2 separate regions of the Homo sapiens genome follow, and region 1 is linked to region 2. A link is an interaction called in ENCODE POLR2A ChIA-PET data of the cell type or tissue named here. Cell type or tissue: PC-3. All regions are shown on one strand. Each heading gives the region's core, and the rest is flanking DNA. Links, peaks and the distances in the headings are about the cores only. Region 1 overlaps RUFY3 (RUN and FYVE domain containing 3). Region 2 overlaps DCK (deoxycytidine kinase).

Region 1 (15,565 bases), core at 2,559-10,558, 240 kb after region 2:
TTTCTGAATTCCAATTCCAGAGAAAGGACATTGCAAAGACAGAGCCAACCTGGCTGGAAGTCATGAGACCCCTTTTCTTGCTGTCTACCCTAAGAATTACCCATGACCACCCTGTCAGCTCAAGCTACCCCCTCTTCACCGCTGCCTGGTGAGCTCCTCGACTTCCAGCTGCAGACTGTTGATCTTGTCTCCAAAGTCCTGTTTGAAGAGCCGGTTGTCCAACTCAGCAGATTGGCGGCTTCGCTCAGCCTGGCGCAATCTGGATGTGAGCCACATGAACTTGTGATAAAAAACAAAAGCCATGGTGGGGAAGAAGACCAAGTTCACAACACAAAATAAAATAACCCAAGGAAGAATGCACAGAGAGACAGAGAGAGGAAAAAAACTTTGCAGGACACAGGTGAAGAAATTATGGGGGGGAAAAGATGGAGAAGAAACAAATTCTAAAGAAAAGTAAGATGAAGGTGAACCAGGCAGAGGAAAAGCTGATTTTCCATTTTTTTTATTCTAGTACTACAGTTTACAGCCATTAGATGATAAACAATAAAACATCACTTTTTAGAAAATCCATATCCAAAGCCAACCTCAAGTACACAGTAATTTAAGTTAAATCCACTTTTTAAAAAAATTTCCTAATAGGTTTGGTACTTAATTTTTCTGTTTTACACACATAACTGGAACTTGTAAATGGGCAACTACCTTCTTATATGTGGAATTATAGTTTTTTCTTGTCCTTTCCCCCAAACCACATATATTAAATCATGGGACATTATATATCAACCCTCACCTAGGCTTTGGGTTATTCTATAAGGAAAAGCCTTTGTCAGAGTTTGGCTGTCTCCTTCCTTTCCCATTCCCACAAAAGATGTGTGACTAAGTGGACAAAGAACTCAGCACTGGGCCTGTTTAAGACTCTGACCATATTCTCCAGAAGATTCTGATGGATGTTTTCTTCTACATATCTTATAACTTTGCACCTATAGAGAAGCATGTTTTAGAAGGTAAAGCACTTGGGGCTTTATATAATAGAATTTAAACGCATGCTATGTGTAGGTTTTAGAAAGTTCAATTTCGGTATTTGATCACTCCTTCCAAATGCTCGTAGAAAAGGCAACCCATCACCACAAAAGGTTGATGAAGAGAAGAATACAGTAGGAGCTTTGTTTATATAGGTGCAAATTATAAGAATTAAAATAAGTTCAAGAGCACAGGATCTTCCACTTCCATGAAGTTGGTCTAAACATATGTTCTTTGGACTTAATTTTGGTTCAAGTCCAATCTGTGCAGGGACCTATATAAGCACACATGGAATCTATCTTACACTCTTAATTCTGGTTTTGCCAAGAAAAAGATAAAGAATTTTAAGAGCTGGAAGCGAAGGGGTTATCTGTGTCCCCACCAAAGCAGCTGAAATGCTGCAAAGCATACCAGAATGAAAAAAAGAGAAAAAAACCCAAGTATTTTGTCAGGACCTTTTGAAGGAATGAAGGCTTATGTAAAGCCTGTCTCTTCAAATCAAAAATCATCTTAAAAAATCAAACTGTTTATAGGATTATTTACAATGTTAAAGCCTAGAAAGGGTTAGTCTGTGGTCACTTAGAAACAGAAGCCCTGCTAATATTGCTTGTGGATATCTACTGGGAATCTATTTTTGTACTAAATAATAATAAAGAATATAAGTTTATCATTTACTTCCTATTCTGAAATGTTTTTCTAATAATTCAATTATTAGCTTCCCAGAACCTTTAGCAAATCCCCATCTGAACAAAAAGTAACAGAAACTCTTAAGTAAATGTTTCCAGGTAAGAAATGACAGGCCAGGCAGAATATCATCATTCATGTCTATACCCTGTCCTTTTTACTCCAATATAAGAAAAGCAGGATACGAAAAATGGGTACTGCATCATTTTTTGTTAATAGGAGAGGAGTGTTTTTATTAGAATTGTTCTCTCTGAACTGCCTAAGTAGGAAGCGGAATTGCAGGAAAACGGCAGAGGTAGAAGATGACAAACATGAGGAGGGTTTCCCCAGGCGTCCACATTATTATGTTATCATAGGTTACCTAATTACTAACTTTATTTCTATGTATTTTAAAGAAATATAAGGATGCTGCTTTTTCTTTTCTTTTTTTTTCAAAAGTCACCAAGGCAAAAAAAGTTGCAAGCAATCTTGGTTACTGAGAATAGAAGTGTAGTGAAATACTAAGTACTATCCTTGGCTTGGGGATTAAACCTATATAACAAAAGTGAAAAGGGGTCATGGTCTAAGAGACACAGAACTATTTTAGAAGAGTTCAAGTTCACATGGTAGTTACCTCTAGGTTCATCACACTGCAATGGCAGAACAGGCTTGCAGATACAGACATGAACAATGCACCGAGAATCTGGTATTATCAAGGACTGGGTTGTAAAGGCATCATTAGTATATGTACAGAGCTTCAATTCCCTAGGCTTTTTTAAAGAAAGTGGTATTTTTATTTATTGGTCAACTCAGAAATAATTTCTCAAAGTTTATTCAGCTTTTAATTAGGAACTTATACCAATTTTTCTAACCCTGGGGAGAAAACAATAAGAAAAAAACCCAACCTATATTTCCAACTGGTTTTTTAAAAGTCCAACAAATTCAAAGTCAACTTTTTGGTGACATTTTATATAGAATCAGAGCTTAAATGTAGTAACTTTCAGATTTCTTCCTTTTACAATTAAGTTGTGATATCGGACTTGCGACGTGACCAACTTAAAAATGCCTAATGATGTTTTGGGATCAGTTTATTTGCTGCACTATTTAAGGTCTTTGCCTGTTTCACCAAATCCTTTTCACTAAATAAAATAAAAATGACAATGAAGTGAAAGGAGAATGAGAAAATGGATAAACAGGAAACACAAAAATAGCAAGAGAATAAGTCAGCTTAATACTCAAAGAGATAAGTCATTATTCTCTTTCTGTTTGCTTTAAATTCCAAGTCAAAACATCATTGAAAAGAAATTTGATACATTTCATTTCAAAAGCACAATTTATGAACAGTAAAATCATTTTGTTAAATCATAAACATATAACTGTTTATGAGCAAGTACCTAACCATCTTTCCTAGGTAGACTGATACATTTGTATTTGGCTATGTAAGAGGTTTCAGGTTTATTTATAAATTTGCCATTAAGTTTTGAGTTAACATTAATATGCACTGCTGTTCAGGACCCTTACTGGTTAAGAATCATCTGAATATAAGAAATCACCCATTAATCCATTCATTCATATATCTACTGAATGAATGCTTGTATATTCAAGGCACTGCGACAGATCTAATACGGGAACTTAAAAGATTCGTTAACTAATCTCAGGGAGCTTACACTCGCATCGGAGGAGACATATATAAAGAGTTAAAAGGTACAGTAGACAGTGAGAAGTGCCATAAGCAGTATAGATAGATATGAGTATGAAGCTATGGGAGTTCCCAGAAAGACAGATCATTTCTAGCTGCAAAGAGGTATCAGAGGAAACTCTGGGGAGGTGGCATTTGAGCCTAAACTTAAAAATGTATCTGACGAATAAGGGAGTGGGAAGAATTAGGACATTTCTAATTGGTGGAACTATTGGGAAAGAAATAAATGGGAAAAATGGGAAGTACAGGGACCAGCAGTTTAGTTTTGCTCAAGTGCAAGAAGGGTGACAAACAGGTGTTAAGGGTAGAAACATCAAATGACCTTGGGTACCACGTCACATTCATCCTTGAAGACTCAGCCATTTCTCTTGGCTGCTAAGTTGCCAGAGAGAAAATGGTGGTTTCACATAAGCACAGAAAGAGAGTAGCATAGGAAGAAGATGTGCTTTGGGCAGACTGAATTGTAGATACTGGTGGAAGATAGCTGCCCAAAGGATGAAAACTCAAGACTGGTCTCCAGATGAAGGTAAGAGCTGGGAAAACACACTGGAGGTGACAGTGGAAGCTACAGAACTACCCAGGAGAAAGAAAAGGGAGATAAGAGAAAAGGGTTAAAGAAGGGAGAGAAAGATCCAGAATAGATCCTTGGAGGACACCTATCTCTCAGTGCCTCTATATCCCCTAGCATCCAAGTATTCAAAGACTTCAGTGATGAACAATAAAATCACAGAATTACATACATACATTTAAGAGTCCTTCCATGCTTTTAAGTATCCTTCCTCTAACACATGACTCTGACATGGATTAAGAGTTCTGATGTTCAAAACAGTCATAAAAGGCTGACCTTTCTTTTTTTTTTTTAAAGGCTAGTCAAGTGATTGACATTTCCTAAAAACATTTCAGTCATACCTTAGAAAACACACATAACATTCAACTGGCTTTTTTCTACCAGAATGTCTGATGCTAATTTGGAAGAATTTCATGTATTTTCTATTTGCCGAATGTACAGCACATTCTTTTCACTTCAGCACTGACAATCCAAAGTGTTTCATTAAAGAAACAGGACTTTTACCTTTGTTCAAGTTGTTTAATGGTAGCAGCCATCTGATTAGTCTTCTCTTCCAAGCGACTGTTTAGTTCACTTTTCTGTTTTACTCCTAAGTCTGAACTCTGTTATGGAAAATAACGATAAACAACCTGTATAACATAAATCCTAAAATACAACCACACATGCCTTTTGAATCTAATGGTAAGTGGGAAAACAGAAATGTTCATATATTTCAATATCAGTTAATCCTGAAATGGAAAAAAAAGCAATTTATCTAAAGTTAGTATTGTTATATGCAGTGTGATCACAGTAATAGTTCATCAATGTATCACATTCCAGTGTAAAAGCTAATAGAATATATAACTTAGCTGGCACGGTAGACTGCAGAGTAGAAATTACCCTATAGGATAAAAAAGACCCTCATCCTCTACTATAATGTGAAAAGTGGCCATGGTTTTCTAGAACAGCAATACAGGATCCCATGGTTGTCTGATTCTGAAAGTAGTTTACTGGCAGCTAGCATCAAAATGAGATGTGATTCTTTCCTCTTGTAATTAAAGTGTGATTCTGGAGGATCAGATGGGAGGAGGGAAGCCCCAGGATTTTAGAGAGCCAGTGAGTCTATTCCTCATATTTCCCCTACCTGCAGCTTAAAGGCAAGTTCATGCTTGAGAGCTCTGAGGTCATCCAGCTGCTGCCGAAGAGATACCAGGGCATCCTGCTTCTCACAGACATCCTTCTCCAGCATCTTCATAGCCAATTCCATCTCCTGCCTCATGCTGATCTGCATCTCCAGTTCTTTCTCAACATCCTGCCCCCAAAGGTAAGTAAATTGCTTACACTCTGTTCCTTCAACTAAGTACAAACCATAATATTTCACAGGAAAAAGTACACCAAAACTCTCAGGTCTGAATATTCTGGCAAAATAGCTTAAGCTACCATTCATTTTCAGAGACATTAACAATAATTAATTAATAATTAACAATAATAATTAGGATATACAATAACATTTGCCCAATAATGTACAAATCTGAAAAACCTGCTAAGCCAAAGATAGTGTTATTTAATACATCTAAAATATATACATATTTGAGACACTTCAGTAGATATTACGACAACTGATGGTCATATCTTATTATAGAAATATACCTACAGGGTTACAGCAGTCAGCACAAAATGAAGCAGTTGCAGTCCTCCTAAATGTGAATGTTGTTGATATATTCAAGAGCCCAGGGAACCCAGAGGACCATCTGGGTCCCTGGGGTAACATCGCAATTACTGAGGATGATGACTAGTATGGTTACGAGGCGAACAGATTTTTTTTTTTTTTTTGAGACAGAGTCTCGCTCTGTCGCTCAGGCTGGAGTGCAGGGGCTCAGTCTTGGCTCACTGCAACCTCCACCTCCCGGGTTCAAGCGATTCTCCTGCCTCAGCCTCCTGAGTAGCTGGGACTACGGGTGCATGCCACCATGCCTGGCTAATTTTTTGTATGTTTAGTAGAGACGGGGTTTCACCATGTTGACCAGGCTGGTGTGAATTCCTGACCTCGTGATCTGCCCGCCTCAGCCTCCCAAAGTGCTGGGATTACAGGTGTGAGCCACCACACTCGGCCGCTAACAGAATTTTTAGTTCACTTAACATGAAACCTCTTTTTGTTTCAACCATTATTACTGCAACATTATGTGGGTGATCGAAGATACAAAGACCTGAGGATCTTCTGCATCTGCCTTGTGCCTTGGGCTCACCTAGGACCTCAAATACTTTCTTAGTTTCTTTCCTTCTTAACAAACATTTGTCTTACTGTGATAAAAGGATATGAAAAATTTTAAGATTTTTATTATGTGCCACTTCACTGAGATTCTCATTTTACTTGATTAGCATTATAGAAAACGAATCATACCCCTTCTTAAAATGCTGACATATATTATTTCTGCGACCTTTCTTATGAAAAGTATTATATTTTGAGATCTCATTCACAAATACATAGAAGGCAAATGCTAACTATTTTAAGGATGTCAAAATAATATCGCTTTGTTTTCAAAAAATCTGAAATTCTGGCCGGGTGTGATGGCTCACACCTGTAATCCCAGCACTTTGGGAGTCTGAGGCAGGCGGATCACAATTACAAGGTCAGGAGTTTGAGACCAGCCTGGCCAACATGGTGAAACCCCATCTCTACTAAAATACAAAAATTAGCTGGGTGTGGTGGCAGGCGCCTGTAATTCCAGCCATTCAGGAGGCTGAGGCAGGAGAATCTCTTGAACCTGGGAGGCGGAGGTTGCAGTGAGCTGAGACTACACCACTGCACTTCAGCCTGGGTGGCAGAGCAAGACTCCATCTCAAAAAAAAAAAAAAACAAATAAATAAATCTAAAATTATGTTATATACTGTCAATTTGTTTTTATATATATATATATATATATATATATTTTTTTTTTTTTTTTTTTTCTGAGACAGGGTCTCACTTTGTCACCCAGGCTGGAGTGCAGTGTGATCTTGGCTCACTGCAGCCTTAACCTCCTTGGGCTCAGGTGATCTCCCTCCTCAGCTTCCCAAGTAGCTGGGAATACAGGCATGTACTATCAAGCATGGTTAATTTTGTAATTTTTGTAGAGATAGGGTGTCCCTATGTTGCCCAGGCTGGGCTCAAACTCCTAAGCTCAAGCGATCCTCCCAAAGTGCTGGAATTACAGGTGTGAGCCATGGCGCTTGGCCTGTAATAATTTTTTAGTACAAGTTAAGTCACCCCTTATTTTCAGGCTCCTCCTTATTCTTAAAGACATTCTGGGGAGGTCCTTGTGTTTGTTATACTATCTAAACTCCAGGAAGAGTTAGTATGTGAATACCAGGGGTTATTAATATAATAACACTAGCACCTGGATAAAATCTAGTACAGGAATAGTATCCCTTATTATAAATTCTTTTTAAAAAAAGTATGACTGACACATAGTAATTTATGGTATAGAACATGATGTTTTGATAATATAAAAATTGTGTAATGACCAAATCAGAGAAATGAATGTATCTATCATCTTAAACATTTATCATTTGTGATGAGAACATTCAAAAGCCTCTTTTTTTTCCAGCATAAAGAAAAGACAAATATTTAAGGTGATGGGTATACCAAGAACACTGATTTGGTCTTTACTACATGAGTATATTAAATTATCATATGAACCCCAGAGCTATGTATATCTATTATGCATCAATAAAAAAAAAGAAAAAAAAAAACCTTTCTTCTAACTATATTAAAATGTGTATTATTGTTAACTCTAGTCACCCCACACTATGCAACAGAGGACCAGAACTTATTCCTCCTATCTAACTATAGCTTTGTACCTGTTGACCAATCTCTTACTATCCCCTGCCTCCTCTCCCTCTGGTAACCCCACCTTACTCTCTACTTTTATGAGAACAACGTTTTAGATTCCACGTATGAGTGTTATCATATGGCATTTCTCTTTCTGTGTTTGGCTTACTACACTTCACATAATGTCCTCCAGGTTCACCCATGTTGCCACAAATGACAGGATTTCATTCCTTTTTATCGCTGAATAGCATCCCATTGTGTATATATACCATGCTTTCTTTATCCATTCAAGTGTTGATGAACACTTAGGTTGATTCCCTATCTTGGCTACTGTGAATAGTGCTGCAATAAACATAGGAGTACAGATTCTCTCTGACATACTGATTTCATTTCCTTTGGATATATCCCCAGTAGTGGGATTGCTGGATCTTTTGCTAGACTGATTTTTAATTAATTTATTTTTTATTTTTTGAGACGGAGTCTGGCTCTGTTGCCTAGGATGGAGTGCAGTGATACAATCTTGGCTCACTGCAGCCTCCGCTTCCCAGGTTCAAGCAATTCTCCTGGTCAGCCTCCCAAGTAGCTGGGATTACAGGTGCATGCCACCATGCCCGGCTGATTTTTTTTTTTTTGTATTTTTAGTAGAGATGGGGTTTCACCATGCTGGTCATGCTGGTCTCGAACTCCCGACCTTACGTGATCCATCCGCCTCAGCCTCCCAAAGTGCTGGGATTACAGGTGTGAGCCACTGTGCCTGGCCCGATTTTTAATTTTTTAAGACAACTATGTTTTCCATAGTGGCTATACTAATTTATATTTTCACCAGCAGTGTGTAAAGGTTCTCTTTCTCTACATCCTTGTCAACACTTATCCTTCAATTTTTTGATAGTTGCCATTCTGATTAGAGTGAGATGATATACTCTCTATCTATATATTGATATGTATTTTTTTTAATTTCTAAAAAAATCTTAAGACTAATACTGGATGATAAATTTTCCATTTATATCTAAGACCAATAATAAATCAGAAATAACAGCTAAAAATAAAATAGAGTAATCCTACATTAATGATTCTTTGTAAAGAAAAGAGGAGCCACCACCTCCAAGAATCTTTGCAGGGATGAGGACTTAGGTAGGAGTGAGACGGCATAGTTTAAAAAAGTAGGTTCTGTATACTTAATATTCTTGTAATACAAACTATAAAAGCAAAAAAATAAAGATTAACAAAATCTTGTTGAGAATACTCAGAAAAAGATTGAGAAAGTATGATAAGGAATGTGGGTTAAAAAGAGATGAACCATTTTATAGGATCTAGAATTTTTCAGAACACTACTGATATTCCTAATCTTGGTCTGTATGATAAAACCTCTAAGTGGGCAGTTACCTTTTAATATATTCCTGAACTATTAGAAATTAAGCATAGTTTACCAATCGTAATTGTGTCTCTTCTTTTAAATGCTTTCTTGCTTCACTTAGTGCTTGCCCTTCTGCAGTTCTGTCTTGCTTGGGACCCTTGAAAAGATAAATAACATTGTACATATTTAAGGATTTAATCTATACAGAATTAGACACTAACACTGCTACTTAGCAAGAAAAAAAGATCATACTGAAGCAGGTATAATAATGAACAAACACAACAAAGAAATTGAAGTCTAGTACATTTTTAAAGGTTAAGCTGAATTGGGGGCTTCCTGACACTTTATTTAAAATCCTAAAATAGGTTTCCAAACCAGATGGTAGAAGTTTTAAAAATCAGCCTCTAAAAATAACATAGCATTCATTTCAAAATATGAGTTGGGTTATAGGTTTTTTTTTTTTCTTTTTTGAGACGGAGTCTCACTCTGTCGCCCAGGCTGGACTGCAGTGGCTCAATCTCTGCTCACTGCAACCTCCACCTCCTGGGTTCAAGCGATTCTCCTGTCTCAGCTTCCCGAGTAGCTGGGATTATAGGCGTGCGCCACCACGCCCGGCTAATTTTTGTATTTTTAGTAGAGACGGGGTTTCACCACGTTGGCCAGGCTGGTCTCGAACTCCCGACCTCAAGTGATCTGCCTCCTTGGCCTCCCAAAGTGCTGGGATTACAGGCGTGAGCCACTGCACCCAGCCCAGGGGCTATAGGTTTAAATGTTAATACATTCAATCTCCAGAGAATTCGCAACTGGTTATCTTCAACTATCCAGCAAGATCACAGATAAAAACAAGCAGGTCATAAAAAAATTATTCTGAGCAGTCATGAAGTCCATGCATTATTAAAGTCAATCACTTTACTCATGGAAAACTGCTTTTGTCCCCTCGCAGAGCCTAGTAACTCTTTAAGAACAATTTTAATAACTATGGATTTGAATTCCTAGGGAGAGTAGATTAGAAGCATGAAGATAAAAGAAAGTAGAGATCATCCTAAAGATAACACCGAGCATCAGTAAAAAGTAAGAGATGCTATTGAATACGTAAAAGACAGGAAAAAAAACCATCCACAGAAATCGGGGAATATTTAAGTGTAGGTGTCAGAAGCTCTATCAATTTCAATAGCCTCCTAAAGTGGCACTATTATAATTTAGTAGGGAATTGTCAATGTTGGTAATTAATGATCCTCAGTCATCGTAAAGGGCTAAATGTATTAAATTATGTCCTTAATTAAGAAGGCTTGGAATTGTACAAAACATAAAGGTTTACAAAATTCTAATTAGACATGTATAAAAAGTTTGATACTTTAAGGAATTAAGTTATGTAGAAAATACATTTATATGGTAGCTCTTTCCCAGTGATATATAAATAAGGTGTCACTTCTTACAAAACAGTAACATGCTATAAAAGTAATAGTATGTTTAACATAACAAATTATTAAATACTGTTTGAACCATTAGTACATAAAAACAAGAAACTGAATTAGACTGTTTCTTGAAGTCTCTAAACAGATGTAGGTGGCTGTGAAGCCACGAAGCATCTTGTAGAAAAAGGCGCATAACCCTCCCACAACCTTCATCACACAATTATGCATGGAGTCTAAATAAAAAGTGTGCTTGATACAGGCCAGCTGCTTAAAATAGTCCTTTAGAGACTCCCCTTTACCACTAACAAGTTGATATGCTCTCAGTGAATATTTTATAAATCCAGTAAGATTAACCTTCCGATTGGATTCCAGTATGTAGGAACTTTCCTCTTTAACTCGTTCCATTTCTTCTTGTAAGGTAATGATCCTGTTGTTTGCAACTGCAAGCTGTGGATAAAATTTTAAAAATAATCTTTTATCTTTTTAAAATTAACATAGTATAAGATAATTCACGATCTGCTAGGATGTAATTCTCAGGCTTGGATATTCTTAGAAAGCAAGGAAGCTATAACCCAATAAAAATGTTCTTATAAGAACTCAAGAGAAATATTTTTCTTTATTTTTCTGAGACAGGGCCTCACTCTATTGCCCAGCCTGGAGTGCAGTGGCATAATCTCGGGTCACTGTAACCTCTGCCTCCTGGTTCAAGTGATTCTCATGCCTTAGCCTCCCAAGTAGCTGGGACTATAGGCATGCACCACCACGCCCAACTAATTTTTGTATTTTTAGTAGAGACAAGGTTTCACCATGTTGGCCAGGCTGGTGTTGAACTTCTGCCTTCAAGAGATCTGCCCACCTCGGCCTCCCAAAGTGCTGGGATTATAGGCATGAGCCACTGCGCCCGACCAAGAAATATTTTTAGAGCAGTCTAAATAAAAATAAAAAATATCTCCTTGGCCAGGTGCAGTGGCTCATGCCTGTAATCCCAGCACTTTAGGAGGCTGATGCGAGCGGATCACGAGGTCAGGAGATCGAGACCATCCTGGCCAACATGGTGAAACCCCATCTCTACTAAAAATACAAAAATTAGCTGGGCGTAGTGGTGTGTGCCTGTAATCCCAGCTACTCGGGAGGCTGAGGCAGGAGAATAGCTTGAACCAGAGGTTGCAGTGACCCGAGATCAAGATCGCGCCACTGCACTCCAGCCTGGTGAGAGTGAAACTCGGTCTCAAAAAAAAAAAAAAAAGAAATAAAATATCACCTTACTGCTACTTTTATATGAAAAGTTTTAACTTAAGATTATCTCAAGGGTGTTCTTATAGATGTACACATATTTAGTAAGAAAAAAATTATTTATTAATAATGTCTATTTCTAAAATGTTTAATAAAGGGGTCCTGTCACACCATGGAACCCATGTGACAAACGCTCTATAAGATCTTTTATAGATGATTTCTTAAAAGATTAAAGACATGAACTCCAAAGTTCTCATGCTAAAAGATCCCATTAAGCATTGAGGAGATTTTTCATTTCAACACCTAAAAAGATCAGGTAACGTTATTAGCAGTCAACTGCTACAGGGAAACATTTATATCTCTTTCTTAGAAGGAAAAAGTAAGGTGGAAACACTTTTTTCTTCTCTGCATCTACTAAACTCCCGGAGAATGTGAAGGTGCCTGTATGAGGCCGAGAGGAATAACCAAGCAGGCTCCTCTCAGCCAGGCTAGTCTCCTCAATTATTATCTCCTCATTAGCAGTGGGTGCAGGCTCTGCTCAGTTCCTGTCCTAACATGGTAAGCACAGAGAAGCTCATGCTTTCTGGGGGCAGGCCTGGAAGTCCAATTCTCTCTCAGATCCTGTGGCCTAAAAATGTGCACGAAACCAATTCTGGGCAAGTAGGTCTCCTCTCTAGATTCAAGTATGCCCTCAGGCAGGTCATTCCAAAATCTTGATTTAAGAGAAACTATTGGGAAACCTGATTATGGCTGCAGATCACAGGAGGCTTTCCAATTCAGCTTTACCAATAATGAAGTAGACATTTATTTATCTATTTATTTATTTGAGACAGGGTCTCCCTCTGTTGCCCAGGTTGGAGTGTGGTGGCACAATCTTGGCTACTGCAGCCTTGGTCTCCCAGGCTCAAGCAATCCTCCCTCCTCAGCATGCCGAGTAGCTGGGACTACAGGTGTGCACCACAACAGCCGGCTAATTTTTTTGGTGTAGAGATGGGGTCTCACTATGTTTCCCAGCCTAATCTTGAACTCTTGGCCTCAAACGATCCTCCTGCCTTGGCTTCCAAAGGGCTGGGATTACAGGTGTGAGTCACTGTGCCAGGCCTGAAGTGGATATTTATATCTTCATCTGCTTAATTCTTCTTAGTTTGTCATTCAGATTCAAAACCCAGGAGGGGAAAAGAGGTCTGCTATCTTTTTTACTGGCCCTTTTTTTTTTTTTTGTGAGATGGGGTTTTGCTATGTTGCCCACGCTGGTTTTGGAATCCTGGCCTCAAGCGATCCACCCACCTTGATGTCCCAAGTGTTGGGATTACAGGCATGAGCCACTGTGCCTGGCCTTACTGGCTTTCTTAAACCCAAAATGGAAATGAAAAAAGGCAGAACTAATGAGCCTCGTCTACTCTCTTAGAGCATATTTTCTTTAAGAAAATAAGTGCTACTGGTAAAATAAATAAGTCAATGAATAAATATTGTTAGTATTAATATGACTCTAAGGAAGACAAGTCTTATGACTGAGGGAATAAAATTAACAACTATATTTATTGAGTGCTTATGATGTGTTAGGTACTGTTCTAAGCCCTAATCATGTATTAAATCATTTCATTCACACAGCAATCTCATAAAATGTTATTATTGCTATTTCCATGTTATAGATAAATAAATCAAGGAATAGAAGCTTAAGTAATTGGCCCAGGATTAGAAGACTAGCAAGTGGCTGGGTACGGCGGCTCATGCCTGTAATCCCAGCACTTTGGGAGGCCGAGGCGGGTGGATCACCTGAGGCCGGGAGCTCAAGACCAGCCTGGCCAACCTGGTGAAACTCTGTTTCTATAAAAATACAAATATTAGCCAGCTGTGATGGTGCATGCCTGTGGTCCCGGCTACTCGGAGGCTGAGGCAGGAGAATTGCTTGAACCGGGAGGTGGAGGTTAAAGTGAGCCAAGATGGCACCACTGCACTTCAACCTGGGCGACAAAGCAATACTCTGTCTCAAAAAACAAAAAACAAAAAACAAAACAAAACAAAACAAAAAAACAAAAAACTAGCAAGTGCCAGAGCCAGGACATGAACCCAAGTAGCCTAACTTTAGAGATCATGCTTAATTGCTATGCTGTACTGCTTCAACATAGTAGCAGCAGAATAACAGTAAAAAATCTGTGCTGAACATTCCAAAAGCCTATGTGATAAGATTCTAAGGACCCTAAGCATAAAGTTTTAAGATATATAAAATTTAAAAATTTTTGTCCGAAAGTGAAGGTCACAGAGTTGAGTAATAAAAAAGGTATTTTAAAACTATAATAATGAAAATGTTCATTCTAAAGAAAAACTGATTAAAAGCATCTTCCTGACTAGTGCTTTAATTTGATTTTATTTAAACTAAATTCATCCCATGGGGTGTAAGGGCATCATTACAATTAGAAATAAAGAAGGTGGGCCAGGCGCAGTGGCTATGCCTATTATTCTAGCACTTTGGAAGGCCGAGGCAGGCGGGTCACTTGAGCTCAGCAGTTCAGGACCAGCATGGGCAACATGGCAAGACCCCCTCTCTACTAAAAATAGCCAGGTGTGGTGGTGTGTGCCTGTGATCCCAGCTACTTGGGAGGCTGAGGGTGGGAGATCACTTGAGCCCGGGGGGCGGGGGTTACAGTAAGCCCTTGTGTCACTGCATTCCAGCCTGGACAACAGAATGATACCCTATCTCAGAAAAAAAAAAAAAAAAAGAAAAAGAAATAAGGAAGGTAAACTCTTTGCCATCTGGACAATGTTATTTAGTATTTTTCATAAAACCATCTAATGCTATTTAAAGAAAAAATATCTGTAGCTAAGGCTTGGCAAGTTAAGGAAAAAATATTTTTATTAGAAGTAAAACATGAGGTTATTTTTCTGTTCTTATTTTAGGGACTTTTCTAAGAGTTTTCATATTCTTATCTGATCTTCAGAGTTAATTGTGAGGCCGAAAAGGAAGTGTATTGTAAACACTCTCATTTTCCAGTGACGGAACTCAGCCTCTTGGAGGTCAAGTGGCTGACTTACTCAGGAGCACATGAGTTACATAAGCATGATTTGTAGGCAGGGATTACTGATCTTCTGACCAGTACTCTTCACCTTATCTATGTAACTGTCCCAGGAAGAAAACAAGGACATAAGTGGTGGGGAGTTTGCCAATCTGGAACATAAATCAATGCCTGGCACATATAAATATTTGTCTAGCTCTTGCACATAAACTGTGTGAAACGCTTACTGAATAAATGATGAATATGCTATATGCTAAACATTTAATCTAGGCTAGCCCAGACAAAACATGCACACGAAAGAAACCAAGATACTCCATCAACCTGGCAACATGCCCCTACACAGTCTAATTGGGTAAATGAGATCCCTGCAATAAGCCAACTGGGCCGTTCTAGTCAGAATAAGGAGTTATGGGCCAGGCGAGGTGGCTCACGCCTGTAATCCCAGCACTTTGGGAGGCTGAGGCGGGTGGATCACCTGAGGTCAGGAGTTCAAGACCAGCCTGACTAACATGGAGAAACCCCGTCTCTACTAAAAAAATACAAAATTAGCCGGGGTGGTGGTGTATGCCTGTAATCCCAGCTACTCGGGAGGCTGAGGCAGGAGCATCGCTTGAACTTGGGAGACGGAGGTTGCGGTGAGCCAAGATCGCGCCACTGCACTCCAGCCTGGGCAACAAAAGCGAAACTCCATCTCAAAAAAAAAAAAAAAAAAAAAAAGAATAAGAAGTTATGTACTACAGTCAATATTATTTGAAAAGTCAAGTTCTTTCTTTCCAAGGTTACATTAAAATTATTGGTTCTACTAATGCATA
Region 2 (14,755 bases), core at 1-8,000:
ATAATTTATTTAAAAGTAGAATAAATTTTAATTCTAAAATGATTATTACATCTTTTTAGAACTGAAATTACATTTCAATGAGTGTAGCTCCACTGTAGTTCATAAGGTTTATACTTAAGAAATATTTAATTAACAAATTAATTTATACCAAACAAAAACAAACTAAAAAAATGCATACGTATAATGAGACAGTTTATGTATGGTAATTACAGATTTGAAATTAAGTCTCCTTTGCAAAGATCAGTGCGTCTGGACTGGTTAATCCACTAAATTATCATCTTTGAATAAGAAACCAAAAACAAAAATGACTTGGAAAGAAAAATAGTAGTTTAAAAGTGAAAATGACTCTTCCCCTTATTTTAAAATACATAAAATTTTCTAAAACGTAAAATGGAAAGGTTTAATACACAGGAAAAACACTGCACACCTTAACTAAACAAACTAGAAAGAAAATATATTTATATACAGAACTAAGATGAGTCCATTCATTATTTTTACAAATATTCACATAGATGGTTTAGAGATAAGTAGTTAAGTGTGTCTCATTAATTAATGGATGCTTTCTAGCCTCTGTCTTCATTAATTTTATTTCCTATTCAACAAAAAATAATGCTTTCAGGATATATTACATATAGAGCAATATCATTTTTATCAGTAATTTGTCTGAAAAAGAGAAAAACTTAAAAGCAGAACCCTACAAAGCAAAGCAAACTACAAAGCAAAGAGTAATCACAGTGTTTGCAAAATAGAAATGTGTGACTTTAACTTTATAGCAGGCTGCCTAATTAATCCAGACAGTAGAGAAAGCAGACTGAGGCAGGAAGTAAGAGGTGGGACTAAACTGTTAAGAAGATAATAATTTAAAATAAAACTTCAGAATCCTTATTCTAGGGATTCCTTTAATTCCACTTTGCAACTTTTAATAGGTACACTAATTTACACAGGACACACTACCATTTACTATGTAACATTAAAGCTTTCAGTTTAAGAAACTGGTCACCAACGAAGTGAGAGGCACCAGGGAAAAAAGCCAACCTGCTGAGGAAGACAAAAGAGGGGAATGACAGAAGGAAGCTGGATCTTTTATAATGTAGTTTAGTCACTATGCTGATACTGGAACCATCTACCTCTACATTTCCTGCTATGAGAAATAATGTCTTTGTCTTTAAATGTCTTTTTTAAAAAAAAAACAAAAGAAAAGAAACTGGTCAAAAAGTTTTGCATAAGATTCATTTTAAAAATCTTTTTTCCTTAAAACAAAAACGATTAAAAACTTGGGTTTTCTAAAGAAACTTATATTAATATGAAGTTACGAAGATACACAAAGCTGAAGTATCTGGAACCATTTGGCTGCCTGTAGTCTTCAGCAAGATCACAAAGTACTCAAAAACTCTTTGACCTGAGGAAAGGAAGAAAAAAAAATCAGTATAATTCCTTGACTAATTTGAGGTATCTAATATTCATCTTCATTTAAAAGTATATAATAGTTGAAGACCCCAGCTGTATAAGTAACTACCACAATGCCATTGCATTTACTTTCCAAAGAAATATTGTTAAGGCCGGGCGCAGCGGCTCATGCCTGTAATTCTAGCATTTTGGGAGGCCGAGATGGGTGGATCACTTAAGGTCAGGAGTTTCAGACCAGCCTGGCCAACATGGTGAAACCCCCCATCTCTACTAAAAACACAAAAATAGGCCAGGCGCAGTGGCTCATGCCTATAATCCCAGCACTTTGGGAGGCCGAGGCGGGCAGATCACCTGCGGTCAGGAGTTCGAGACCTGCCTGACCAACATGGAGAAACCCCTTCTCTACTAAAAATACAAAATTAGCCGGGCATAGTGGCACATGCCTGTAATCCCAGCTACTAGGGAGGCCAAGGCAGAAGAATCGCTTGAACCTGGGAGGCAGAGGTTGTGGTGAGCTGAGATCGCGCCATCGCACTCCAGCCTGGGCAACAAGAGCAAAACTCCGTCTCAAAAAAAAAAAAAAATTAGCTAGGCATGGAGGCGTGCACTTGTAATCCCACCTACTTAGGAGGCTGAGGCAGAACTGGTTGAACCTGGGAGGTGGAGATGGCAGTGAGCCAAGATTGTGCCATTGCACTCCAGCCTGGGCGACGGAGCAAGACTGTCTCGAGAAAAAAAAGAAATATTGTTAAATACTTCAGTAGTAAAAGATGAATGACCTAAAAGGTCATTTTAGGAGTTATTTATTGCTCTGTCACCCAGGCTGAGTACAGTGGTGCAATCAAAGCTCACTGCAGCCTTGAACTCCTGGCTAGGTGCACACCATCATGTCTGGCTAGTTTTTGTTTGTTTTTTATAGAGATGAGGTCTCACTATGTTGCCCAAGCTGGTCAGGAACTCCTGGGCTCAAGCAGTCTTCCCACCTCAGCCTCCCAAAGTGCTGGGATTACAGGTGTGAGCCACTGCATCTATCAATCTAAGATAGATATAGTTCTAAAATAGCTGTAACACCAATTTTATAATCTCTTCATTTAAATATCATAGACCACTGACATATGCAGCTTTAACACTGATAACATTAATAAGCACAATAGTTCAAGCAACTTTGAAAATCAAACATGTAGTAGATTTGTCATGTTTCTGAAGCACATATGTGAATCACATACTTTGCAATGTCAGTGTGTGCAGAAAATCATGTAAGGAGTCAATGAACCTAGCCTACTGACCATAATGTAAGAATATGCTTGTTCTCTACATATTCTAGGCTACTCAATAATTCTCAAGAAACAAAAATTATTGCCTTGTAAAAATACCTTAATAAGAAAGTCAACTGCTAGCATTATTAATAAAAGTAAATATAATAATGTGAAATGATTCTTAGTCAAAACAAAGAAGTGTTAGATAAAATTAAAAAGTGATTTACAAAGTCAGTTAAATTGATGGTTGGCTGTTAATACTTAATGCTGACTTTTCATTTAATAGTATTGTAAGTGAATTTATCCTATATTTTTAACATCATTAGTAGTATGAAGAGGTCATTGGAATTTTCCAGATAAGCTTTAGTTCATACCATGGGAAAAACAACTACATGTATACGCTACAGTAGTTACATAAAATGTCAAGATTTTCAAAATCCTTGATATATCCCTTATGAATGTCAAGTCTCTATTAAACAGCAGACATTATGCCACAAAAGAAAGGAAAAATCAAATTTTTCTCAAAACTAAACCAAATTGTGCTTTCTTCTTTATAGCTTAATCACTCAGTTATCAACATGGGTATAGGGATATTTGTTATACCAATTCCCTTACTATTCTCTCTCAAATATTCATCAATAAATTCTCACCCATTCCCTTTATCAATATGGGCACCACTCACTTAACAGAATATAGTCAACTCCCAGTGATTTGGGCAATAAATGAACTGTGATTAAGACAATGACTCAATGATTAAGTAATGTCAATTAATCCTTGACATGATCCCAAATGAAACTCAAAACTAAAATCCCTTAATCTCAAGACTTTGGCCAACATAAAAATAGATGAGATCCATATCCTGTAACTTTAAATATCCTCCATATTGAATTTAGTTGAAAAAGATAAATTTAATTTCACAAGCAGTTTATTATTAAAGTATCTAAAGATTGGTGGTGTAGGGAAGAGAGGAAGAAATGGGGACAAAGCAGAGAAAAAGGGGGTGAGAAAGAATTTTTGTTATTATAATTTTACCTATCCTACAGATAGAGGCACTAAAGGATAAAAAAAAATCCTTATTTTATTTTTATTTATTTAATTTTTTTCTAAGATCTGTCAGATTCTGAGATTCCGAAGGATCTTTATTTTAGCTCAGGCCACAAAGCTAGAATTTAGTCAGGACTGGAATCTTAAACAGTCCAAAATCTTCTAAAGCTCTTAACTGTTTCTTAATGTAACTTTATGGAAGCTTTTCTGTTAGAAAATTGTTTTCTCACCACTCAGTACACTTTTTTAGAAAAAACAAATATTTGTTTGTAGTCTGTCTAAATCTACCTTTTCAACCAGACTTTCATATTTGTCTTTAAAGTCTTCATTAACATCCAGTGTTAAGATAGGCACCTCTTGAAGATAATCGAAGTTGGTTCTGTTTAAAAAGAGAGATTAATAAAATAATCAGAAATTCAACAAAAAAAAGAGAGAAACATTAAAAATTCATTCGTATGTCCTTGGAAAATCAAAATGTTGTCAATCATTTACACTAAAGTTACTTTGCAGTACTTCATCTGGCAGCCCCTTCTTTCTCATCTAGATTTACCATATGGAGCCCAAAAACTTAGGTACAAAATATATACAGCTGGGTACTGTAACATATGATTCTCTTCAAAAACAAATAGCAGTCAATAAAGTAGGAATTTCTGCATTTTTAAAGATGAGAAAACTAAAGCTCAGAATTGTCATTCTGAAGCTCAGAGGCTATCCAAGGTCACACACCAGTAAGACTGGACTTGAGCCAAGATCTGACTAATAACAAAGTCTATCCTCTCAACAACCACGCTATACAATCTCCCAAGTCAAAATTCTTTCTGAAAGAGTACCTAAATAATGTTCAGATATATTCCTACTTTATCACTTAAAGTGAAATTTCACATATTACGCTATCAATACCACCAAGGGATACTAGTTATAAAAACTTTAAGTAAATAGGATCTCATTGCAATCAAGAGAATGAAAATCTATACCTAGTTCTGGAAGATACCAATAAGCAAAACGACTGGAAATTTTACATATTGCTAGTCATATCTTCCAAATTTTAGATTAAAATTTAACAAAGGTAACAAAGGTATTTAAAATGAATAGTAAATAAAAATAAGTCTTACTTCAGTGTCCTATGCAGGAGCCAGCTTTCATGTTTATAATGAAGCTTCTCTAAATATTCAAGAGGAATGCCTTGCTCTTCATTTCTTCCCCGTAAATATATTCTATGTAAGCATGTCTAAAAGCAAGTAATAAGAGATGGAAGAAAAAGGCAGGGAACAATTATTCTTGTCTGCTGCCATCAAAATTTTCTTTTCTGTGTCTCTCTACTCACGCTAGCCAAAATCTCTACTTATTACTTCTTAAAAGCTGAAATAATTCATTTTTCCCTCCATGAGCTTTTCAGCCACTTGGTGGCTCTAAGCCAAGCAGTACTTTCAAAAATAAGCCTATAAATTTTTGGTATCCATCCACACATGAAATATACTAAGTTTGATAAAAAGGAGAAAAAAATTAAACATCTACTTAAAATGTTCAGAGACAACAGCTAAAAGGTATGCCAATCTATAAACATAATCTTACTTTGCTGTTAACCAACCTTGATTACAAAATATCTATGTTCAGTTCACATAAAACCACTAAAGACAGTGGTTCTTAATGTGATGAAAACTCTATATCAGCACAACCAAAACAACTTTGGAATGTTTTATGCCTGTCCTATATCTGCATTATCAAATAAGGTAGCCACCAGCCACCTGTGGTTTTTAAGCACTTGAAATATGGCTAGTGTGGTGACCAAGGAACTAAATATCTAAATTTTATTTAATTTTAATAACCCTAAATTTAAATAGCCACATTGGACAGTGCAGCTCTAGATAACGGTCCCCCAAAAGCACACATACATAAAAAATTTCGTATAATTTGTGGGGGCTCATATACCATGAGAAACTCTTCATGCATTCCAAGAAATAAAAGCCTCCAACCTAAATGACATGCATAAGACCATGGCAGCATACAAACTGTGTTTCAAACTCTACTCTAAATTCTCTTTTCAATAATTAAACAATCCTTTCATCCAAAGATATCAGAAACAATACTGATGAAATTATCAGTATCAAAATGAAATTATTAGTATTATTTATGTTTTTGGTGTTTGTACTATTTTCATAACTTTAAGAAACCTTTTCAAAAATAAAAGTGAATTTCAAAATTATTATATTTGCTAAATTCTAGCTTAATAGTGACTATAAATGTTTCAAGCAAAATGAAATTATTCATATTCCTTATGTTCTTTTTCACATTTTTATTTACTATTTTTGTAATTAAAAACAAAAAAATTCAAAAATAAAAGTGAATTTCAAAATTCACTTTTGAAATTGCTAAAAAATTGCTAAATCCTTGCTTAATGAAGAACAAAATCTTTACTTAATGAAGAACAAAATCATCCGTTGGAATAGGAAACCTAATTTCTTTGAAAACCCAGCTTCGACAGCAACACAGTATTCTAATTTTAGGCCAGAAGTCATAACATTTACATTCATCAGTGCCTACCCTGTGACTTAAGGAAAAAATGAGAATTAAAAAACAGAAACAATAGAAATGCACGCACCAAAACCAGAAAGCTTCTGATTAAATGTAAGATCTTAATATTTAGGTTAGTTTTATGAAAGGCATCTATTTGGTCATCCTGTATTCATTATATAACATCATATGTAACTAGAATAGCTATGTTACAACCTATCACAAAAAGCACCTTTTCAAGTGAGCTCCCTTAATGGAAAATGGCAAGGGTCCTCTAAGTCTTTTCCCAACGATAGCTGCCATTATCCACTCATTCCAAGGCACAAACAACCATAATAAAATATTTCTTGATATGGACCTCCATCAACATTGCCATTCATTCAGTAAATATTTACTGAGCTCCTACTATATGCTCCAACAGTGCCCAGCACTGGGTGTTCTAGGCAATGGAAATTCAATAGTAATCAAAATGCCCAAGGTCCCACCTCATGAAGCCTATATTCTAGGAGTTGCTTGACCACATTCATTACTTTAACTGTGATGAATGAGAAGAGTCTGCAAATGTTAGAAAGAAATAATGAGTAAAATAAAAAAGAATTGAGGAAGCACAAAGAGCCTAAAACAGCAACTTGCCCAGTCTGGGATTCCAGTTTGCTGAGAAAAAAGAATGCTTCTATCTACACAGTTACAAGTTTCTAATTTAGAGGTGGGGAGTGGGAGGTTGGGAGGCTGGAGTTAAACTAAATTGCCCTCATTATATACCACTGAAAAGAGTTCTAAATATTTCTTTAAATTTTCAGTGAAACACATTTTTATTGGGTTTTACCTCTGGAGTGGCTTGAAGATAAATGATTCCATCCAATTCAAGGCTTTGGCCAAATTGGTTATTCATCCAGTCATGCCAGTCTTGATAAATTGTCCACTCTGTCTCATTCATGCATTCAGATTCATACAAATTAGATGCAAAAATATACCTAAAAGAGAGTCTTCATCAACACATGTATCATTTCAAAAAAAAACAACAAAGAAATAAAAAAGAGAACAGGAACATGAAACATTCTCCTAAATCCAGTGGCACATAGTGCCGTGGAAAGCAGAAAAAGACAAGAGTCTTTCCATCATGTTTTTGGCCAATGGTTCTCAAAATACGGAGTGAGGACCCCATTAAGTCCCCAAGATCTTCTAAGGGGTTCTGTGAGAGGCCAGATTACTTCATATACCAATATACTTCAAACAAACAAACATACCATAACAGATTAAATACAGAAGCATAAATAAAAATCCAGCTGTCTTTTAATAAGTGAGGCATTAAAGATATCTGCAAAAATGTAAAGCAATGATATTCTTCTAGCTACTTTTTATTTTAGAAAATATAACTTTTTGTCAAATGTATTTATATTAATATGTAATGAATTTATTATTGCTAATTTTAAATCATTTTTGTGCATCTTAATTTCTAGTAATGTTAAGTATCAATAGGACATGCTCTTTGGACACCTCGATAGTTATTAAGAATTGAAAAGGGCCCTGAGATCAAATGTTTGAGAACCTCTGTTCTGAGCTAACTTTGGAGGTCAAAAGAATCCTAGCATAAGTAGGGCAATTCTAAGGCCCCTTAGAGACTTTTATCTTCTTGATCCAGGTAAGAGTCTAGGATATAGATCCAGATTTAACCAGAGCAGATGAGAATTTTAAAAGGGTTAGAGGGAAAAACAACTTCTCTGCAAATTTAAATGAAATGGGCACCACCATATTCCCAACAGTTTCTATGGAAGCTGAGGATTATAAATGCAATAACTTCCCTAATGCCATTAGTACCAGACTGCTGAGGGATTTAAATGTCATTTTCCATCTTAAATCCCCAGCTCAGCCATTCATTATTACTAATTCCCAGGAAACATTAAAAAAAAAAAAAAAGTCCAGTTCTAAGATAAAAACTTCAAATGGCCACGTACAAGCCATTTATACATACCTGTCACTATACACAGATCGTTCAAAAAATAATACAGGTTTCTCTGCATCTTTGAGCTTGCCATTCAGAGAGGCAAGCTGAGCTCTTATTCGACTGAGACAGGCATATGTTTGGAAGGTAAAAGACCATCGTTCAGGTTTCTCATACATCATCTGAAGAACATTCCCACCATTTTTCTGAGACATTGTAAGTTCCTATTTTGAATGTGCAAAAAGAAATAAAAAGCAAAATTAATGGTCAATAGGGCTATTTTAATTTTTAAGGCTAAAAAATAAAAGTCAGATAAATAAATGTAATCATGATCAGCAAAACCAAGATGATTAAGTTCCCTTTCTCATACTCTTTCCCAATATATTTTTCAGATTGTCTGAGGTCTGGAAAATCCTTAGATCTTTCTCACAAGAGGTTACAAACTAATAACCTATGGAAGAAATCATTGTTTGGTCCAAAAGTCCTTTTTAAAACTTTGACTTAGTTTGTCAATAGTATTGTCAATATTTAAAAGCTAAATAATTTCACATAAAATATTTGGATTTACATCTTCTTTTTTTTCTTTTTTGAGATGGAGTCTTGCTCTGTTGCCCCAGCTGGAGTGCAGTGGCACGATTTCAGCTCACTGCAACCTCCACCTACCAGGTTCAAGCAATTCTCCCGCCTCAGCCTCCCAAGTAGCTGGGACTACAGGCGCGTGCCACCATGCCCAACTAATTTTTTACATTTTTAGTAGAGACGGGGTTTCACCGTGTTAGCCAGGATGGTCTCCATCTCCTGACCTCATGATCTGCCTGCCTTGGCCTCCCAAAGTGCAGGGATTACGTCTTCTTTTTAAAAATGAAAAAACCAAGCAGTACCATGCCCATATTCCCTCTTGGCAAAAATCAGCTAGAATCAAGTCACAGATGCCTCCTTTAGATGGGATATATGCTCTCTGGCTTATTAATCCCCACCATTCCCGGATGATTTTCATAACAGGCCTGATATATTCATTTGGCTGTCTGGCCCCTTTAGGCATTTGTATTTGTAACCCTCCAATCTTCTAATATAATACAATAGTTCCTGCCCCAGATTTTGCAATTCAATAATCTTATTGTTAGAACCACATTTTACATGTTGAGGAAAAATACAAATGTAAATTTTAAAATGAAGTAAAAACTCTTATCATCTTTTATCTGAGTTAGAAATAGCAGGCCGGGCGCGGTGGCTCACGCCTGTAATCCCAGCACTTTGGGAGGCCGAGGCGGGTGGATCATGAGGTCAGGAGATCGAGACCATCCTGGCTAACAAGGTGAAACCCCGTCTCTACTAAAAATACAAAAAATTAGCCGGGCGCGGTGGCGGGCGCCTGTAGTCCCAGCTACTGGGGAGGCTGAGGCAGGAGAATGGCGTGAACCCGGGAAGCGGAGCTTGCAGTGAGCCGAGATTGCGCCACTGCAGTCCGCAGTCCAGCCTGGGCGACAGAGCGAGACTCCGTCTCAAAAAAAAAAAAAAAAAAAAGAAATAGCATCTGGAACACATGAATTATTTTTCTCTTTCTATAAAGTTTTCCTAGTTCTGTCCATCAAAAGGCCTATAAACAATGACAACATTGTAGGAATATACAAAAATATCACCCAGATTATAATCTCTAAATACCATTTCCCACTGAAAGGAATTAGAATTCTGATTCTAAATCTGGGGAAGAAAATATACAAGATGAGCTTCATCTTGTATATTTTAGGAAACTACTACAGACCACTGGGATTGTGCCAAGGACAAAGGAGCCAACATAAATAAGCTGCCACTGGTCAAAGAAAGAATAATTTGAACATCGAAAATGAATGGGAGGCAAAAATCCATGAGTTTATAATTCTAAACAAACAAACAAAACTCTAGTCATGTTTTGAGGCTCCTAAGGCACAAATTAATTATTCTGGGAATATGTAGGTAAAAAGAAAAAAAAAGTCCCATTTTATTTTGGCCTTTCCTGTATAAATACTTTCAGGGTAATAAAGTGGTATATGAGGAAGAGGTCTTCTTTCCTGAAGAATCCCAGCCAATAAATTCAGAAGGCTGGAGAAGGAATATCACCTTTTACAACACCTACTAATATACTGCAATGAGGCAACAATTAGCAATAGATGCTATCATTAGAGAAAAGTTAATTGGGAATTTTACAACGGATGAATCAATCTGACAACAGCTAAACTGTTTGATTTTAACATCACAAAACACATCTTCTTGATGTAAAGAAATACACATCACCAACTAGGAATCTTGCCAAAAAAGAATTGAAAGTAAATCTAATCAAGCCTGTCTCTACCTATAAATTTACTGGAAATACAGAGAACTGAAAAACATGTTAAATTTTACCAGAGATACACTCAGCCAAAACCAGAATGAGGAAAATTATGTAGAACAAATGACCCTGTTTCTTCAACAAATAAATTATAAACAAAGAGACAATCAATAGATTAAAATTTAAAAGGCATATCAAGGGCAGGCCCAGTGGTTCACGCCTGTAATCCCAACACTTTGGGAGGCCGAGGCAGGCAGATCACCTGAGATCAGGAGTTCAAGACCAGCTTGGCCAACATGGTGAAACCCTGTCTCTACCAAAAATATAAAAAATTAGCCAGGCGTGGTGGCACGCGCCTGTAATCCTAGCTACTCGGGAGGCTGAGACAGGAGAATCACTTGAACTGGGGAGGCAGAAGTTGCCGTGAGCTGAGATCATGCACTGTACTTCAGCCTGGGTGACAGAGCAAGACTTCATCTCAGAAAAATAAATTTAAAAAAAAATAAAAGGTATATCAACCACCAAATGTAACGTGTGTGAACCTGGTTTGGCTCCTAATTTCAAAAAATTACGAAAACATTATTAGACAATGGGGAAATATGAACACAGACCGGATAAGATGATAAAAAGAATTATTAATCTTTTAGATGATATGTTTTAAAAGACTATATTTCTAGAGTTCTCTGTGAGTCTGTCTTTTCCAGATGAAGTAATATATTCTCTAAGATAGAGGTTCTTCAAAGTATAGTAGGAGAAGCTCCAGGGGTCTCTGGATCTTTTCAGGAGGCTAAAGTTCTGGAGATCTGTTCATAATGACCTAAATATGCTTATAATACTACTGAGCTGTATACTTAAAAATGGTTCAGATGATAAATTTTATATTTTTGCCACAACAAAAAAATTAACTAAAAAAGACCACATACCTCCTTTTATTTTAATTTCTCAATAAATATAATCTCTCTTGCCCAAAGCAATTTCAAAGTTTACTATATTAAAATAACTTAGAGAACCAATCTTGATTCATCACCTAACAAAAAAATAATAAACTAGTTCTAAAAATACAAATATGTAAATTCAAACTGAATCAAAAATCTGAAATAGAATTTTCAGCTATGAAGATGTTATTGTCTCTTAGTTTAATAGTGTAACAAATTAGAAAATTAACAGTAAGCCAGGGTATCATTATCTGGTTCCTCAGGATAACTTATGAGTCATATAAAACATTTTCTTTTGATCCTATGCATGAAATTTGAGACAAATTGCTAGGGTTTTTTGTATGCAATTATAAATGTTAAGAATATTAAAAATTTATCCAGCCAGGTGAGGCAGCTCAGGCCTGTAATCCCAGCACTTTGGGAGTCCGAGGCAGGCGGATCACTTAAGCTCAGGAGTTCCAGACCAGCCTGGGCAACATGGCGAAACCCTGTCTCTACAAAAAATACAAAAATTAGCCAGGTATGGTGGCGTGCACCTGTAATCCCAGCTACTCCGGAGGTTGAGGTGGGAGAATTGCTTATGCCTGGGAGGTGGAGGCTGCAGTGAGCCAAGATTGTGCCACTGCACTCCAGCCTGGGTAACAGAGCAAGACTCTTGTCTCAAAAAAAAAAAAAAAAAAAAAATCTAAAAAATACTGTGCATCATCTTTACCAAACTGAATGTTAATTTTATCAAGTTCTCCCCTCTGCAAACTATCCAGATAAAAAATATGAATGTGTCAGAGTGAAACTACATTAAATACAAATTGGTAGAACATGGTTAGATAGAAAGCAGTTTAGCTACATTTGTGGGAAAAAAAAAACCTGTACCTTTTGGCCCAATTAATTCCACTGTTGAAAATTTACTTTAAAGAAATAATCTAGGCCGGGCGCAGTGGCTCACGCCTGTGATCCTAGCACTTTGGGAGGCCAAGGCGGGTGGATCACAAGGTCAGGAGATCGAGACCATCCTGGCTAACACGGTGAAACCCTGTCTCTACTAAAAATACCAAAAAAAATAGCGGGGCATGGTGGCAGGCGCCTGTAGTCTCAGCTACTCGGGAGGCTGAGGCACAAGAATGATGTGAACCTGGGAGGCGGAGCTTGCAGCAAGTTGAGATGGCGCCACTGCACTCCAGCCTGGGAGACAGAGCGAGACTCCGTCTCAAAAAAAAAAAAAAAAAAGAAATAATCTAGAATACAAATTTAACCACAAAGGTATTTATCACAAGGCTAAGCGAATAGGTTATCATTCCACTATTATTAGGCATTTATATTAAGTAAATAATAGTACATGCATACAATAAATTAGGCTGCTGTTAAAAATCATTTACAGTAAATTTTTAACAACGATTTTAATTGCCCTGATATATAAATTTTTTTTTTATACTTTAAGTTCTTGGGTACATGTGCACAACGTGCAGGTTTGTTACATATGTATACATGTGCCATGTTGGTGTACTGCACCCATTAACTCGCCATTTACATTAGGTATTTCTCCTAATGCTATCCCTCCCCCCTCCCCCCACCCCACAACAGGCCCCAGTGTGTGATGTTCACATTCCTGTGTCCAAGAGTTCTCATTGTTCAATTCCCACCTATGAGTGAGAACATGCAGTGTTTTGTTTTTTTTCCCTGCGACAGTTTGCTGAGAATGATGGTTTCCAGCTTCATCTATGTCCCTACAAAGGACATTAACTCATCCTTTTTTATGGCTGCATAGTATTCCATGGTGTATATGTGCCACATTTTCTTAATCCAGTCTATTACTGATGGACATCTGGGTTGGTTCCAAGTCTTTGCTATTGTGAACAGTGCCGCAATAAACATATGTGTGCATGTGTCTGTATAGCAGCATGATTTATAATCCTTTGGGTATATACCCACTAATGGGATGGCTGGGTCAAATGGTATTTCTAGTTCTAGATCCTTGAGGAATCACCACACTGTCTTACACATGGTTGAACTAGTTTACAGTCCCACCAACAGTGGAAAAGTGTTCCCATTTCTCCACATCCTCTGCAGCACCTGTTGTCTCCTGACTTTTTAATGATCACCATTCTAACTGGTGTGAGAGGGTATCTCATTGTGGTTTTGATTTGCATTTCTCTGATGGCCAGTGATGATGAGCATTTTTTCATGTGTCTGTTGGCTGCATAAATGTCTTCTTTTGAAAAGTGTCTGTTCATATCCTTTGCCCACTTTTTGATGGGGTTGTTTTTTTCTTGTAAATTTGTTTGAGTTCATTGTAGATTCTAGATATTAGCCCTTTGTCAGATGAGTAGATTGCAAAAATTTTCTCCCATTCTGTAGGTTGCCTGTTCACTCTGATGGTAGTTTCTTTTGCTGTGCAGAAGCTCTTGAGTTTAATTAGATCCCATTTGTCAATGTTGGCTTTTGTTGCCATTGCTTTTGGTGTTTTAGACATGAAGTCCTTGCCCATGCCTATGTCCCAAATAGTATTGCCTAGGTTTTCTTCTAGGGTTTTTATGGTTTTAGGTCTAACATTTAAGTCTTTAATCCATCTTGAATTAATTTTTGTATAAGGTGTAAGGAAGGGATCCAGTTTCAGCTTTCTACATATGGCTAGCCATTTTTCCAGCACCGTTTATTAAATAGGGAATCCTTTCCCCATTTCTTGTTTTTCTCAGGTTTGTCAAAGATCAGATGGTTGTAGATGTGTGGTATTATTTCTGAGGGCTCTGGTCTGTTCCATTGGTCTATATCTCTGTTTTGGTACCAGTACCATGCTGTTTTGGTTACTGTAGCCTTGTAGTATAGTTTGAAGTCAGGTAGCGTGATGCCTCCAGCTTTGTTCTTTTGGCTTAGGATTTACCTGGCAATGCGGGCTCTTTTTTGGTTCCTTATGAACTTTAAAGTAGTTTTTTCCAATTCTGTGAAGAAAGTCATTGGTAGCTTGATGGGGATGGCATTGAATCTATAAATTACCTTGGGCAGTATGGCCATTTTCACGATATTGATTCTTCCTATCCACGAGCATGAAATGTTCTTCCATTTGTTTGTGTCCTCTTTTGTTTCATTGAGCAGTGGTTTGTAGTTCTCCTTGAAGAGGTCCTTCACATCCCTTGTAAGTTGGATTCCTAGGTATTTTATTCTCTTTGAAGCAACTGTGAATGGGAGTTCACTCATGATTTGGCTCTCTGTTTGTCTGTTATTGGTGTATAAGAATGCTTGTGATTTTTGCACATTGACTTTGTATCCTGAAACTTTGCTGAAGTTGCTTATCAGCTTAAGGAGATTTTGGGCTGAGACGATGGGGTTTTCTAAATATACAATCATGTCATCTGCAAACAGG

Evidence for each region. Peaks named below come from ENCODE experiments on the same cell type or tissue, not always from the same donor. Only the 100,000 strongest peaks of a DNase experiment are listed, where the experiment ranks them.
Region 1: POLR2A ChIA-PET joins it to region 2 with 6 read pairs; 2 of 35 experiments call an interaction of 5 or more read pairs at or near these places.

Annotation. Positions count from the first base shown.
Region 1 is chr4:70,778,479-70,794,043 of GRCh38, reverse strand. It overlaps RUFY3 (RUN and FYVE domain containing 3), which reads right to left. Exons shown (of 18, transcript NM_001037442.4): 9 at 10,861-10,953; 10 at 9,165-9,248; 11 at 5,071-5,238; 12 at 4,452-4,549; 13 at 140-259. Among named protein-coding and RNA genes, the nearest start is that of GRSF1, 54 kb to the left of the region's middle. In PC-3, for the core only: no CTCF peak of the experiment used is centred there; no DNase peak of the experiment used is centred there.
Region 2 is chr4:71,015,996-71,030,750 of GRCh38, reverse strand. DCK (deoxycytidine kinase) reads right to left here. Exons shown (of 7, transcript NM_000788.3): 3 at 8,191-8,384; 4 at 7,045-7,192; 5 at 4,820-4,935; 6 at 3,996-4,086; 7 at 1-1,399. The coding sequence ends at 1,373. Among named protein-coding and RNA genes, the nearest start is that of DCK, 30 kb to the right of the region's middle. RefSeq lists an enhancer at 1,473-1,973 and a silencer at 12,372-12,568. In PC-3, for the core only: no CTCF peak of the experiment used is centred there; a DNase peak (open chromatin) is centred at 4,460.